Regions from separate parts of the Homo sapiens genome. Here region 1 is linked to region 2. Evidence: chromatin loops called from intact Hi-C (ENCODE). Cell type or tissue: GM12878. All regions are shown on one strand. Each heading gives the region's core, and the rest is flanking DNA. Links, peaks and the distances in the headings are about the cores only.

Evidence for each region. Hi-C counts contacts between places; a loop is a spot of excess contacts. Peaks named below come from ENCODE experiments on the same cell type or tissue, not always from the same donor. Only the 100,000 strongest peaks of a DNase experiment are listed, where the experiment ranks them.
Region 1: it touches region 2 in a loop (6-fold over the local background); 2 of 110 quality-filtered maps call a loop at or near these places.

The regions. Positions count from the first base shown.
Region 1 is chr3:112,404,873-112,410,264 of GRCh38, forward strand. All of the region lies in intron 1 of LOC124909408 (a long non-coding RNA gene), which reads left to right. Among named protein-coding and RNA genes, the nearest start is that of CD200, 74 kb to the left of the region's middle. RefSeq lists an enhancer at 1,409-1,931. In GM12878, for the core only: no CTCF peak of the experiment used is centred there; DNase peaks (open chromatin) are centred at 2,449, 2,882 and 3,149; H3K27ac peaks cover 1,830 bases.
Region 2 is chr3:112,457,802-112,463,193 of GRCh38, forward strand. No RefSeq gene overlaps it. Among named protein-coding and RNA genes, the nearest start is that of BTLA, 39 kb to the right of the region's middle. In GM12878, for the core only: no CTCF peak of the experiment used is centred there; DNase peaks (open chromatin) are centred at 2,190 and 2,990; H3K4me3 peaks cover 2,927 bases; H3K27ac peaks cover 4,687 bases.

The DNA of each region.
Region 1 (5,392 bases), core at 311-5,310, 53 kb before region 2:
TTTTTTAATCCAATTAATCAGAGCTCGTTTATATATTTTTAATAGTGAAATATTGTGTACACAACAAATAAATATATAGATGTATTAGGCATGCTGATAGAAGTACATCTTATAGATTCATAAAGACCTCCTTTTTTTCCTTTTTTTTTTTTTAAGCTCACCCTGGGCAGTTGTCAGCTAAATAGCCTTAAATTTGCATTTTAGAGGAAACAACTCAGGTGAAAATCAGATAACAAAATTTACATCATAAGGTATGAAGAGGGCCCAGTGGGCCAGCAAACTCCTGTAATCCCAGCACTGTGGGAGGCCGAGGCAGTTGGATCACTTGAGGTCAGGAGTTTGAGACCAGCCTGGTCAACATGGTGAAACCCTGTCTCCACTAAAAGTACAAAAATTAGCCAGGTGTGCTGGTGCGCTTGTAATCCCAGCTACTCGAGAGGCTGAGGCAAGAGAATCGCTTGAACCCAGGAGGCAGAGATTTCAGTGAGCTGAGATGGCACCACTGCACTCCAGCCTGGGCAACAGAGTGAGACTCTGACTCAAAAAAAAAAGAGTGTAAGAAGAGAAAGCCTGGTGAGCTGGAGGGAAATTAAAATGGATTTAATTGCCGATTGAACATAACATTATAGAAGTCTATTATAAAGGCCTTCAAATATATACAAACACACATATACAGACACACACACACACACACACACACACAGCTTCTACAGCTTTTACTTCAGTACTTTAGCCATGAGATAAATACAAATTTGCCAGCTCGCAAAAAACAAACAAACAAAACCTGTTAGATCCAAACAGTGGTTTTTATCTCAGCAGAAACATAACAGCAGATTTAAAGCAGGCAGAAAAGAAAATACAGAAAAAGGGGACCTGGGAACTCTATAGTTTACAGGTCCACCTTAGGGCTCTTTTTCCTTAATCTAAATGTGCACAAAGACTGTATTACTTCCATTTTACTCTGGCAAGTAAAGGTGCCGTAAAACCTATGGAGTGCACAAAAGTGGGTCATTCTCCTTGTTTTCTCCTCATTCTTAGATTGTTTCCTGGTTTTATGTATATATTTATTTATTTATTTATTTTCTTAAAAGGAGGAACTGAGCTGTGGCCTAGGGTTTTTGGGTGATGCATCAGTGTGTGCTGCTTGTGGGCAGGACTCCTCAGTGTGTCACCACTGAGTCGTTTCCACCCTCTTACGTGTCTCAGTTTCTCTCTCCAGAGGTCTATGACCTCTGAAAGAGCTCAAAATGCCAGGTGATCAGCTCTACAAGAGACTCGCTTCACCTTTAAGGGCAGCAATTCTTTTTTTTTTTTTTTTTTTTCTGAGATGGAGTCTTACTCTGTTGCTCAGGCTGGAGTGCAGGGGCATGATCTCGGCTCACTGCAACCTCTGTCTCCCAGGTTCAAGCGATTCTCCTGCCTCAGTCTCCTGAGTAGTTAGGATTACAGGCATGTGCCACCACACCTGGCTAATTTTTTGTATTTTTAGTAGAGATGGGTTTCATGTTGCCCAGGCTCGTCTTGAGCTCCAGACCTCAGGTGATCCACCCACCTTGGCCCCCCAAAGTGCTGAGATTACAGGTGTGAACCACTGCACCTGGCCAAGGACAGCAATTCTTTTAGCCTCAAGGCATCTTCTGAGCTTTGTCTTTGATGGAGCCGGTCTCTTTGGGCACTAGTATCATTATCCTATGTTTGGCTCCTAGGGTTATCCTTTAAAAAAATATGTCTTTTCCTAGCACCTAACAGAGTGCCAACTACAACATAGAAGGCCTTCAGGCTTTCATAATACTGTTTAACTAATACTTTTTCCCACTTTACTGAGGTATAATAGACAAATAAAATTGTACATATTTAAGTTGTATAGTATGATGCTTTGATGTACATATGCATTGTGAAATTATTGCCAAAATTAAGTTAGTTAACACATCCCTCACCTCACATAGTTACCTTTTGTGTATGTGGTAAAAACAAAGGTCTGCTCTCTTATTAAATTTCAAATTTACAATACAGTATTATTAACTTCATTAACAATTATCAAATTAAATAAATGAGTCCTGTTGCTGTCACCCAGGAGATGGCACTCTTAAGAGACAGCTCAGTGATGGATCAATGGCTGATAGTTGAGGCATCTGCTTTTATTATTATTGTTTTTGATTCATATGGGAAACCAATGTTTTCTTTACCTGTTAATGCCCTTTTAATATGGATGGTCTTTCCTAATCAGCAGTCTATGTGTAGCAGGACAAGCCGCAGACAAAACATCTCAGACACCGAGTTGTAGAAAGAAGGGCTTTATTCAGCTGGGAGCATTGGCAAGCTACTGCCTTAAAATCCGAGCTCCCCAAATGCACAATTTCTGTCTCTTTTAAGGGCTCACAACACTAAAGGTTTTACATGAAAGGGTCGTGACTGATTTGAGCAAGCAGGCAGTGACAGGGGCTGCATGCCCCGGTGGTCAGAGAGAAACAGAACAGGGCAGGGAGTTTCACAGTGTTCTTCCACACAATGTCTGGAATCTATGAATAACATCGGTTTGTAAGTTATGAGTTGATTTTTAACTACTGGGTTTAGGCCAGGCAGGCCCAGGCCTGGTTTTGGGCCTGACGCCGGGCTGCCTGTCTTTGGTTTTACTTCCTTGTTGTTTTTTCTTAAAACAGGTACTGAGTATAAAACAATATAAAATAATATGAGAGGTCTCTCTCTTCCCTCATATGGGCATCTTTCCAAACATCAGTTTAATTCTCCTGAGAAAGGCTGCCTCTTTCTGTGAATTCCCCAAAGTGAATTTCATATGTACTACCGAGACCATACAATGTATCAGGACATCTATAATGAACATTTGTTGGGTTTACCACCTGTAATCAAGATCTCATCTTGTGGTTACAGAACTCTGATTTTGTTTTGGGGGATTCCCTTCTCCTACCTTTCTATATGTATAAAGTTGATTTCATACCTGGCTCTGGGAGTGCACTTTTGGCCAAATCCTCATTCTAACAATACATTTTATTAATCGCTATTTGTTCTGGCCACAGTTTGATTCCAGAATGGACACAGGATCCAAGTCTGTGAAATCAAGATCTGTGAGATTCTATTCTAAGACTTTCTTAGAACTTTCTGAGACAAGGACTTTCCCTTTTCTCCTGGGTGTGGAGTTTTAAAGATAAGTGTTCTAGAGCTGCTGCAGTCATCTTGCAACTACAAGGACAGAGCATAACTAAGAATGGATCCTAATTAGAGGTGAACAAAAGTAGACCTAAAGAAAACAAAAGTAGGACCTAAAGAAAAATTGTCTAGGTCCTGATAACAGATATATATAAGCTTCTCATCCAGCTGCTCCAAAAGCTAAATATTCAGATTTTTTAGTTATATAGGCTCATACATTTACTTATTGCTTAATCAGTTCACCATCTTAAACATAACTTCCAACCTGGTTAATACTTGTCCAGCTATTACCAAATGTAAACAAGCATGAACAAATGAGAGACAGAAAATTAATGTTGGTGATATAGATTATAAGTAATGAGGAGTGTTCAGATATCGAGATAAAACATGCTTGTATCAGTCATTTGTTTAGTACTTAAGATAGGTTTTACAACATTTGAGATATGGCAGATATCTCAAAATATGAGGTGTCCATAAAGTGTGCAAACAGATACATATAACAAACTGTTGATATTACATTACAGTTGAGTAAAATAACATTGTTTCACATTATATAGACAACACTATCAGACTTAAATCCCTCTAAAAATCTAGGTGGGAATTCTAAGACTAATTACTTTGCAACGATATTGAAAAATACTTGGGTATGTACTAGGCAGGAAAATACCTACTGCATACAAAGTATTGTTTTGGTGATTTAAAAGATAGACAAAGGAAATAAAGAGAGAAAGAGAGAGGGAGAGAACGAGAGAGAGAAGGAGGGAAGGAAGAAAGGAAGAAGAAATATTTTGTATTTACTCTGTGCCAGAGTTCTGAGAACATGGAGTCAAAAAAAAAAAAAGAAAACAAAAAAACAAAAAAAAATACAACTCACTGTTCCTACCCTCAAGGAACTCAGTGAGGTATAAAAGATGAACATATAAACAACAAAATTATATATAATATATAGGTTAGGTTAGTGAAATGCAGGTATATGAGCCAGATATTATAAGAACAGAGAAGCACATCAAGTCGGTTTTTGAGGGAGAAAGCTTACCAGCACAGACTGACAGATGCACAGCTGCAAGGACACCAGACAGGGGAGATAGTTTCCAAACAAGTGGAAAATAGGGCAGACATCTCTTGAGGGAGGAAGACAACAAGAGACTTCAGAAGGGGTGGATCCAACAAAATCCAGTTTCCTCTCAAACTTACTTACCACGTCAGACATTCCTCCTTTGGAGAGACTACTTGAGGAGTGACAAAGGCCATAAAACGTTGGGCACAGGTAATGTTTTTTGTTCTCTTTATGGTTCTGGCTTAATGATTAAGCCTAAGGGCAACCAGAGGTGCGGAATCTCTCTTGGGAAGGATCAGATAATAAATTTATATATTTTATATATAATATATAAATATTTATTTTATGAGGACATAACATATTTTATGAGGGCAATCTTATTTCTACCTTCATGAAATTGCTTCCTCCAAATTCTAACCACACTTCAAAGTGAGGGAAAATAAATAGGTAGATAAGTTAAATATTAGTGATGTCTTTACGACCATACTCAATACAAGGCAATATCTGCCAATCCAACCATTTATCAATACAAAACAAATATTTTATCTCATTTGCCCAAATCTGTCTGCCTCTCAATTGAATCCAGACTTGAGAGCTGAGAAAATGAGTATTTAATATCATCTTAAAATCCCAATAGGAACATTTCAAATGGGGAGTGACATATGGTAGGTTACATTTTTCAAAGATTGTTCTGGCTAGTGAAGAATGTATATTAAGTGGTCAAAAGGAGAGTAAGGAGGGTTGGAAAACTGCTTCCACAGCAGGATGAAAGTATAGTGGCTTGGGCAAGGGGGATAGTAAAGGAGATGGCGAGGACTGGGTAAAAAGGATACATTCTTGAAGACAGTACTAGCTGATGCATTTAAAGTGCAGAAAGAGTAAGAGAGAAGTCATGGATAATTCCTAGGTTTTTGACATAACTAAATGGATGAGTGTTATTTACTTAAACAGAAAACACAGCAGAAGTGGGCTTGAAAAAGGAAGGAAATTAAGAACTTTGTGTTAAATACGACAAGTTTGAGATTTACGTAAGTCAGACATCTTGGTGAAGATAATCGGGTACAAAGCTGGTTCTGTTCGTCTAAACACAGATTTAGATGTGCACTAGAGATATATGGGGTTTGGTAACAGGTTTCAGGCATCCACAAGGAGTCTTTGAACGCATCCCTC
Region 2 (5,392 bases), core at 131-5,130:
GATGACGAAACTTACCCTTAACTGCAATTTTGGTTCAATGGTTTATTCCTAAGTCCTTGAGTCTCTTCTTTCTTTGACTTTGTCACTGTTTCTCCTGTTTTTCCAACATATCGATGCTTCTCCAGGGGCAGGGAGCTGTGGTGAAATATGTCAGGTCTGCCTAAGCTCCATAACTTCTCCCATCACTGTTGTTAGGAACCTCTAGATTCTCTAATTCTTCAATTCTCTTCTCCTGACAAATCTGAATACTTGTTTTTATCTGGAGATTTAAGCCCATCTCAGTCTAGGACACAGTCTGAAGGGGAATTATGTTAGAGACTCCTGCATTAAAATGCAGTTGGCTCAGAATCCAGCCTTTTTCATGCTGTTGGGCTCTGTGCTAGTTTCTCATACTACTTGTCTAATCTCTGGACATTGTCATTTAGATTCCTGACCTCCTGATTGTAGACTGCTCATTTTTGTCTCCTCCTGTGCATAGTCAACCTGATGACCATCTTGTACTCTGTCCTTGCCATGAGCGTATTATTTCTCCAATGTAGTGCCATATTTTTGCCTAGTTCAATTCCTTCCTTCTACTGATGGCCCAACGCTGATAACTGGGCAATTGCAAGCATCACCACTCTTAAGCAGGGCTTAATGAGACAATCCTGAGATGGTTTCAGCACAGATCCAAGGCTTTCTTATGCATACTACAGAGTCTAGAACAATCCCAAATTCTTCTCCATTGCTCCTCAAGTTGGTGCTGTGGTAAGAACATAGGTTCTGGAATCAGATTACTAGGTTGGGATTTAGTTTCTATCACTTATTAGTGATGAGAACTTGGACAAGTTACTTGATGACTGTGTGCCTCAGTTTCCTGATCAGTAGAATGAGAATGATAACCGCTTACTTCATAAGGTGACTGTGAGAATTAAACAAGTTGTACATTTAAAAGACTTAGAGCAGTGTTTGGCACATAGACAAGCAATAAATAAATGGTAGATATCAATTGTTATAAACATTTTATTATTGTCAAGGGATCATCAAGAATTACAAGAGGTAAAATATTGTGGAGTGCTTATAAATATATGATTACGAGCCATAGAAAGCCCTAAAGCATAGGTCTCAATTTCATATAGCAGTTAGTCAATCTGTGGGCCAGCTCCACTATTACTTGGAATACTTCCTTGGAAGAGATTGACTATAATACTTCTTAATTTGAACTTTTTAACTTTTTTTTTGAAAGATGCATAATAAACACCAATATTATTCAAATAAACTTAGGAATCATATGTTGTCCAATCACATTATAGCATACTATTCAAAGAAAACACACATTTCCAAAAGTTTAAAGAACAACGCAGTCTGTCATTATCCAGTTTGGAGCTAACATTTTTAATTGTTTTAAGGTAGATTGTCAATGGCAAATAAGAAAGTTTGAGGTTTCTAACCTCTATTTGGTTGTGACCTCATAGGGTTTGCTAAAATTCTACTCAATACTGTTCTTCCTTGTATTTAACCCCAAATAAAATCATTTATCAACTGTTAAACATAAGACTTGGATAAGTTTTAATAACATTGTCTAAAATAAAAATAAATTTTATGCCTTTATCAGCATGTCAGTTGTGCACATCTGTGATAGCCAAGAAGCTTAAAGAGAAAATCGTTGCCAATAGATCTTTCACAATGTTTTGTATAATATACAGGAAAGAACTTTGGCTACCTACATTGTATTTAAGTGGCAATTACAACCAAAATTGGTGTTATATTTTGTAATTCCCTCCCCATAACCTACTCTACAGCCACTGGCTGCCTGGCCAACAATCTCAGAATGTGCCATCCTGTTTTGAATGGCTCTTTTCTGCACTTAAAATTCTCTCCTCCCTTTTTTCTGGCTCTAAGAGAAGGCACAAATGACATTTTTTGACTTCCCTGAAAGAAGTAGTTGTTTCTTGTTTTTAATTCATTCAGTTCAGTAATTTAACATTCAGCAATTACTTACCATATTCCCAATCTAGGAAAAAGTCATTGTTTCTCTTTCCTCATGTTCTCACTTTAGCTTTGATATAAGGTCCTCCTATGATCTGCCCTCTTGCAGGCTTCTCCTTACAGAAAGAGGATTGATTTAACATACTGGTGTGATGGGCAGAGCTTCTCACCCTTTTAACCACATTAACCTCTGAAAGAACGTCTTGCATCAAAGGCAAGGAGGTTGTAGTTATATCTCTGACCCTCATCTGCAATCAAGGAAACTTGAAGCAGGCTGACATTCCCCACATGACTGGCTAGGTATCTTTCTGTAGACATAACTCTCCTATAAAGGGGTCCCAAAGTCAAGCAAGTTTAGATGGGGGAATGGGTAGGAAACACATTTTGGTTTGGGGCCCAAGCTGTGCTTGTCAATCCATCTTTATTATTAATATTATCCCCAATCTGACTCTTCCATTTTTCAGTTGGCTAACAATCTGTAGAGCCAGAAGAATGTGATTATTTAGGGTTCCCTCAAAACCCTCAGTCTCAGAAACATGAACTCTACTACAGTGAACAATATACATAGTTCTTATACTCAAGAAACTTAATATTCGATGGTGTTTTCACAACATTTTGCACCTATCTCCACAACAGAATTCAACAATGAGATTATAATTTTTTGTTTAACTTCTACTTCTTCATCTATACCATAAGCAGTGTCAGGCAGGAATGAAATCTTTCTCAACCATACTAACCTCAGAACCTAGCAAACTGGTAGGTGCTAATAGGTGGTTATAAATTGGGTGCAGATAAAACAATTGCCATGGAATGTTTCACCTGACCAACTTCAAAATAAGGGCCTGATTTTAAAGATTAACCCACAGAACTTATTTTTGAAACTGTAAGTTGATTTCTAGCACAGGACTTTCAGTTCTCATGTTCTCAGGTTTAGCAAAACTTCTATAAAATAGTACTGTGCTCTCTCACTTGTCATTTTTACTTTGTGGCCTTTCCTGTTTCTGCCTAAAATAGAACTTTCTAAATTAGTCTATCCTATAAATGTGACTTGGAGTCCTACCACACCTGACTTTGGGTGGGGAAAGATGGGTTCATAAAGGTTAAGTGGAACACAAGATTCACAAACATCAAAGTGCATACTGATTATCTGAAGATCTTGCTAAAATGTCGATACTTATTTAGCATGTGAAGGCTGAGATTCTACATACTAACAAGCTCCCAAAGGATTCCCATGTTACTGATTTGAGGGCCATCTTTTGAGTATCAAGAGAGTAGATGACTCACTTTGCAAACACAGTCATTCATTAATTAAACATTATTTAATCATAATATGCGCCAAACACTGAGCTAAAAAACTGAGGAAGAATGTGACATAGTCCTTGCTCATAAGAAGCCCACAGTCTAATATTATAGGAAACATAATAAGAAATAAGTGCTATGAATTATACTGAGAGGAAGAGAAGCCACATACTGAAATAAATTGTTTGCCAGTGGGAGCTAAACAAATGGCACACATGGATGTAAAGATGGAGAAAATAGACCCTGGAGACTGTGGAGATAGTGGGGAGGAGCTGAGGGTTGAAAAATTCCTACTGGATACAATGCCCAGTGTTTTGGTGATGGGTATACTACAAGCCCAACACTCACCATTATACATGTAATACCCATGTAACAAACATGCACATATACCCCTTGAATCTAAAATTTAAAAAAGAAAAAAAAAAAGACTACATGCAATCTAGAAAAAGAGACATATTTGATAAAGGTTGTTATCAAAACTATACAGAGAACTCTTAAAATTCAACAAGAAAATGAACAACCCAGTTAAACAATGGGCAAAAGATCTGAACAGACACCTCACTAAAGAGGATACATGGATTACAAATAACTATATGAAAAGATGCACAACAGTGTATGTCATTAGGGAATTCCAAATTAAAATAATGAGATACCACTACACACCTATTCGAATGGCAAAATTCCAAAACACTGACAACACTAAATGCTGGTTAGGATGTGAAATAACAGTAAGTCTCATTTATTGCCGGTGAAAATACAAAATGGTACAGTTACTTTGGAAGATATTTTGACAATTTCTTACAAAACTCAACATACTCTTACCATACAATCCAGCCATCATCCTCCTTGGTATTTACCCAAAGGAGTTGAAAATTGAAATGTGAGTCATAACCATAACAATGCTGTCTCACACCTGTCAGAATGGCTACTATTAAAAAGTCAAAAAATAAGACACTGGTGAGGTTGCGAAGAAAAGGGAACACTTATACACTGTTGGTGAGAGTGTAAATTAGTTTAACCATTGTGGAAAGCAGTGTGGCAATTCCTCAAAGAGCTGAAAACAGAACTACCATTTGACCCAGCAATCCCATTACTGGGTATATATCCAAAGGAATATAAATTGTTCTGTTTTAAAGACAAATACATGCTTATGTTCACTGTAGCACTACTCACAATAGCAAAGCATGGAATCAACCAAATGTCCATTAATGGAAGACTGGATAAAGAAAATGTGGTACATATACACCATGAAACACTATGCAGCCATGAAAAAGAATGAGATCATGTCCTTTTCAGGAACATCGATGGAACTAGAAGCCATTACCCTTAGCAAACTAAAGACTATTGCATGTTCTCACTTATAAGTGGGAGCTAAATGGCCGGGCGCAGTGGCTCAAGCCTGTAATCCCAGCACTTTGGGAGGCCAAGGTGGGCGGATCACAAGGTCAGGAGATCGAGACCATCCTGGCTAACAGGGTGAAACCCCGTCTCTACTAAAAAATACAAAAAAAAATTAGAAAATTAGCCAAGCGTGGTGGCGGGTGCCTGTAGTCCCAGCTACTCGGGAGGCTGAGGCAGGAGAATGGCGTGAACCCGGGAGGCAGAGCTTGCAGTGAGCCGAGATCACGCCACTGCACTCCAGCCTGGGGGACAGAGCGAGACTCCGTCTCAAAAAAAAAAATAAAAAATTAAAAAAAAAATAAGTGGGAGCTAAATGATGAGAACACATGGAAATATAGAGGGGAACAACAGACATTAAGGCCCACTAGAGGGTGGAGAGTGGGAGGAGGGAGAAGATCAGATAAAATAACTAATGGGTACTAATAGGCTTAATACTTGGGTGATAAAATAATCTATACAACAAACTTTCCATGACACTGGTTTACCTGTATAACAAATCTGCCCATGTACCCCTGAATTTCAAATTGAAGTTTTTCTAAAACCCTGCACACAAATGTTTAGAGCAGTTTTATTCATAATTGTCAAAACTTGGAAGCAACAAAAATGTCCTTCAGTAGATGAACAGATAAACTGTGGTACATTCTGACAGTGGAATATTATTCACCATTAAAAAGAAATGAACTATCAAGCCATGATAAGACATGGGGGAAACTTAAATGCATAT